Linked DNA regions of Homo sapiens: region 1 is linked to region 2. Evidence: read pairs that join two places in POLR2A ChIA-PET (ENCODE). Cell type or tissue: B cell. All regions are shown on one strand. Each heading gives the region's core, and the rest is flanking DNA. Links, peaks and the distances in the headings are about the cores only.

Region 1 (2,812 bases), core at 110-2,609, 100 kb before region 2:
TGAACCTGGGAGGTGGAGCTTGCAGTGAGCTGAGATTGCGCCACTGCACTCCAGCCTGGGTGACAGAGCGAGACTCCATCTCAAAAAAAACAAAACAAAACAAAAAAACAAAAAAAAAAACGGTATCATGGAAAATGAAAATTGACTAGCTGAGTTTCAACAAATACCTTCTCATAATTAGTACAAGCTGAATATCCCTAATTCAAAAATCCCAAATCCAAAACACTCTGATTCCAAGCATTTTGGATAAAAGACACTCAACCTATACCTAGATTTCATAAATATGAATCCTATTTTTGTAAAGATAGCCAATAATGTGTTTCTTTGGTTTGAATCTATTTATCTTTGTAAGTTATTTTTTCCAGCCATTTCCATGAAAACCAAAAATCAAAATTAACAGAACTTGGAGTCTCTGCTTCTGGCCATGACAGATCTACTGATACTCAACTTGTGCTCTGGTCATAAACAACTAGAAAACTAGGCAAAGTCAATGAAACAACTATTTACAGACGCTGGACAACTGGTGGAACAAGACTTCCCTGAAGGAAGGGAAGCAAATGAGATGAGCTCTATGTTACCCTTCCTGGCAGGAAGAACTCTCTGGATTGCATCACAATGAAGAAAAAAACCCAAGCGGAGTGTGATGGTCTCCCTGTCCATTGAAGGACACACATCACAAGATTGGGTGGCTGCAGCAATTGGAATTTGCAAGGCAGAGTGTGAAAAGGAGGGACAAGAGCTACAGAAATCTGCAGAGAGGCGATCTTTTGCCAAGAGCTAAAGTGCCTATGCACAGGGTGAAACTCCTAAGGCCAGGCAAGAATAGAAAGGAAAGTCTGAGCTGAAAACCTCCCACAGTTTGAGGGCTGGAGGACTTTCCAACTGCAACCAGCCAGAGAGGACACACTTGTTGAAGAGCAAGGACTTGTTGAAGAGTAAAGACACTGGAAGTGTCCCACCTGAGTGGAGGGCTAAACTCATCTTCAAGGCTTGCCCATATCCACTCCAAAAAGCTACAAACAAGTCTCAGGATGATCAAACTGACCTGCAAGTAACTTAACTGCCTGCCCAAACTTAAATAAGACAACAAAATCCAGTTAAAGCTCATGATGTCTAAAATTCAATAGGAAATTACTAGACATGCAAAGCAGCAGGATGATCAGGGGAAAAATCACTTCATAAAAACAGAACCAGAAATGACAAGAGATAATGGAAGAAGCAGACTAGAACATCTATTATCAGCATGTCCAAGGATTTAAAGAAAAATATGAATACAATACAGAGAGGAACAGAAAACATAAAGAATCAAATCGAATTCTGAAGCTTAAAGTATGTGAAATGGAAAAAATTCACTTGATTGGCTGAACAATAGATTAGACACAGTGAAAGAAAAAGATCAGTGAATTTAAAGATATAGTCACAGAAACAAACCAAACAGAAATACACAGAAAGATTGAAAAAAAAAGTTAGTAAACCCTCGGCAACCTATGAAACAAAATTAAGCAACCAAACATACATTTCCCAGAAAGAGGGAAAGGGTGTATTTGAAGAAACAGTGGCAAAATGTTCCAAACTTCATAAAAGCTATAAACCTAAAAATTCAAGAAACTCTACAAACTCCATGCAGGATAAACCCAAAGAACACCAGTAAGCGTAAGAGAGTTTCTGAAATCAAAATTAGAAAAGGAAAATCTTAAATGGTGAAGAGAAAAAGATTAATTGTATATAGGTTAAAAAAATATATATGAATTACTGGAGATCGCCTGTCTCAGAAACAGTCAGTCCAGAGAGAGAAAAAACCAGAACCCAAACCACCAACAAACTATTTCATTTTATTTATTTTATTTCTCTTTTGAGATAGAGTCTTGCTCTGTCACCCAGGCTGGAGTGCAGCGGCACGATCTCAGCTCACTGCAACCTCTGCTTACTGGATTCAAGAGAATCTCCTGCCTCAGCCTCCCGAGTAGCTGGGATTACAGGTGTGCACCATCACACCCAGCTAATTCTTGTTTTTCTAGTAGAGACAGGGCTTTAACCATATTGGCCAGGCTGGTCTCCAGCTCCAGACCTCAAGCGATCTGCCCGCCTCAGCCTCCCAAAGTGTTGGGATTACAGGCATAAGCCACCATGACTGGCAGACCCAAGAAACTATTTTATATCTGACAAAAAATACTCTTTAAAAATGAAGGTGGCTGGACGCGGTGGCTCACGCTTGTAATCCCAGCACTTTGGGAAGCCAAGGCAGGCAGATCACCTGAGGTCAGGAGTTTGAAACCAGCCTGGCCAACATGGAGAAACCCCGTCTCTACTAAAAATACAAAAATTAGCCAGGCATGGTGGCACACACCTGTAATCCCAGTTACTGGGGAGGCTGAGTCAGCAGAATCACTTGAACCTGGGAGATGGAGGTTGCAGTGAGCCAAGATTGCACCACTGCACTCCAGCCTGGGTGACAGAGCAAGACTCTGTCTTAAAAAAAAAAAAAAGGGTGAGATTAAGGTATTTTTTCCCCAGATGAATGAAAGCTAACAGAATTCATTGCCAGTGTGCCTATATCATAATAAATGTTAAAAGGAGATCTATAGACCAAAAGAAAATGATTTCACGTGCATACTTGAATCCACGCAAGGGAATAAACAACACTGGAAATGGTAAATAGATGAGTAAAAATAAAATATTATAATTTCATTTTTAATTTCTTTAAAAGTTAATGGTTTAAAGAAAAAATAGTAACCATGTATTATAGCGTTGTAGTATAGGTAGAAGTAAAATCAGTAAAAATGCACAAAAGAACAAGAGTGAGAAAGTGACA
Region 2 (2,812 bases), core at 276-2,775:
CTCTCCACAGTCGGGCCATGGCTCCACTGTGGTGAGGCTATCAATTCATTTAAAGTGGTTTCCCACAGCAAAAGCTGCACCTGCGTGCAAGCGATGCCCACACCGAGCGTGTACGGACAGACTTTGAGTGTCTTCTATCAGGCGGGTTCCTGCTCCAGGCCCACCTTGTCCATGAGGCTAACCCAGGGCTGACCTTAGCATGTGCCCACTCTTCTGTACACCCAGAATCCAAGGGGTGGGAAGGACGGGGGTAGGAGCAGGAAATAAGTGTGTGGCCCAGCTGGAGGAGATGGTGTTGGGGTCAGAACACCTGTACCACCTTCAAAATTCCCCCAAACTCCCTGCAAAAGCCCCGGTGAGAATCTCACCAGTCTCAGCTTCCATCCAATGACAGGGCTGAGCTCTCCACCTCCATGGTGTCTTCGAGCTCTTAAATGCCAGGGCCTTACATTAAAATTCACACCAGAGCACAGTGAAGCAACAGAACGCTCCACTCGGGTTTGAATTTGGGCTCCGGGACCTTCCATGGGGGCTTACAGACTTTCCTAACATTTCCCATCTGAGAAATCCAGGGATTATTAACCTACCCCAGCAGGATGCTAGAGGCTGAGATGAAATCACGGCTGGCCAGTGCGGCACGCCGAGCCTCGGCACACGGTCAGCCACGCCTGCTATTTCGATTGTTATCACTGGTCGGCGCAGACATCGTTCCAGGCGAGGTGCCATTGGGGACACGTGGAACCAGATACCACCTGAGGTCTCCGGTTCTGCAGCTGGGTGGAGGACGGAGGCCTGCATGCTACAGAGTCGGGCAGGATGAGGTGACGTCGGTGCTGGGGGAATAGGAAGGAAGGGGGCTGAGGGCTGGGAAGGTTCATGGAGGGGCAGGCCCCTGAGCCGAGCCTTGGAGGAGGAGCAGAATCTGATGGAATGAGGAAGCCTTGCTTCCAGTAGGAAATCTGAGTGTCCTTCCCCTACAAATATTATTATTATTATTATTATTTTTTTTTTGAGACAGGATCTCACCCTGTTTCCCAGGCTGGAATGGCACGATTATAGCTTACTGCAGCCTCAACCTCCAGGACTGAAGCAATCCTCCTGCCTTGGCCTTCCGAGTAGCTGGGACCACAGGTGCATGCCACCACACTTGGCTAAATTTTATTTTTTTGTAGAGATGGAATCTCATTATGCTGCCGAGGCTGGCTCAAACTCCTGGCCTCAAGCAATCCTCCTGTCTTGGCCTCCCAAAGTGCTGAGATAACAGGTATGAACCACCGCGCCCAGCCCCTGGTATCCCGACGCAGGACTCTGTCGCAAGGAACCTGGGAGGCCACATCAAGGTATGGAGGCCTCTTTCCAAATGCCTGGAAAGCTGGAAGATCCCTGAGGACAATGGTGACAGGAGAGGCGAGGACATACCCCAGAGAAGGCAGAGGTGGAAAGGCAGCCCAGGGCTGTGGAATCGGACCTGGAGGGAAAGGAGGAGCAGGGAGACACACAGGAGAGCCTGGGGACACAGATCTGTGGCAGGAGGTGAAGAGGAAGAGCTGGCGCAGAAGCACCCGAGAGGCCCACAGCCCATGAAGTGTTTTCAGGAGAGTTAAGACCCACCATGGAGTGGGCGCCACAGTTAAGCCTGGAGGTTTTGCAGCCAGGAGGGGTTCTGTCTGGGTTTCTTGCCTCCCACCCCAGCCTCCAAAGTGGGTTGACACCAGCTCTGAGCTGTCAGCTGCAGACACTTATCAGACACCGGGGCTGACTCACGGAGAACAGCTTCTTCTTCTTTTTTTTTTTGAAACAGATTCTCGCTCTGTTGCCCAGGCTGGAGTGCAGTGCGTGATCTCAGCTCACTGCAACCTCTGCCTCCCGGGTTCAAGTGATTCTCCTGCCTCAGTCTCCCAAGTAGCTGGGATTACAGGCATGCGCCACCACGCCCAGCTAATTTTTCTATTTTTAGTAGAGACGAGGTTTCCCCATGTTGGCCAGGCTGGTCTCGAACTCCTGACCTCAAGTGATCCACCTGCCTCGGCCTCCCAAAGTGCTGAGATTACAGGCATGAGCCAGCAGCCCAGCCTGAAAAAACGCTTCTTACACCAACAGAGTCAGCTTTCTCTGAACTTGGCTGTTTTTGTCAAGAGTTCGTTTAGACTTTCTTCTAGGATGAAAAATCATGTGTATTTGTTTTACATCTAAGTAAGGAGTAATATGGAGTCAGACCAATTCCATTCATTTGCCGTTTCCTGTAAGATCAGCACTCTGATGTCCCTGGTGCAGTCCTCCCTCGGATGACCAAGGGCCCTCAGGCACGTGCCCTGCGCCAGGACACCGCAGCGGCCGGGAAAGGCAATGTCCCCGCCCTTGCTTCTAATGTGGAAGACAGAAGATGGAGAACAGGCGGTGAGTCAGCAGGCTTATAAGGGACCCCGGGGGTATCCCCTGTCCCACGGAGTCACCGGGGTCAAGGTTCCCCCAATAGTCAACTCATCAAATGTCTTTTGAATAAAAAAGAAATTCAAAAACTTTGAAACATGACCCTAGTCTGAAACAGACTTCAAAGCAAGCAGTGCTCCAGGACTCACCATTTCTTCCGCTTGAACCTATGAGAAGCTGAGTCACTGTCGCCAACCCATTACCGTGGAAGTATCTGAGCCGTGAGTGAGCAGCGGTCCATATGCACCCCTTTCCCGTAGCTTGGGGAGTTCCACATTAGGACAAGAGGAGCGCCTCTGTTTACCGTCGTGGCTCACGCACGGACTTCTGTGCAAGCATTTGCCCCACACTCATTCATCGATGATGTGCTGGGCACTGTGTC

Evidence for each region. Peaks named below come from ENCODE experiments on the same cell type or tissue, not always from the same donor. Only the 100,000 strongest peaks of a DNase experiment are listed, where the experiment ranks them.
Region 1: POLR2A ChIA-PET joins it to region 2 with 7 read pairs; 4 of 35 experiments call an interaction of 5 or more read pairs at or near these places.

Annotation. Positions count from the first base shown.
Region 1 is chr7:102,087,676-102,090,487 of GRCh38, reverse strand. All of the region lies in intron 4 of CUX1 (cut like homeobox 1), which reads right to left. Among named protein-coding and RNA genes, the nearest start is that of SH2B2, 200 kb to the left of the region's middle. In B cell, for the core only: no CTCF peak of the experiment used is centred there; no DNase peak of the experiment used is centred there.
Region 2 is chr7:101,987,193-101,990,004 of GRCh38, reverse strand. The region is part of intron 2 of CUX1 (cut like homeobox 1); the gene reads right to left. Among named protein-coding and RNA genes, the nearest start is that of CUX1, 170 kb to the right of the region's middle. RefSeq lists enhancers at 318-367, 263-1,072, 1,862-2,812 and a silencer at 1,622-1,916. In B cell, for the core only: no CTCF peak of the experiment used is centred there; a DNase peak (open chromatin) is centred at 1,644.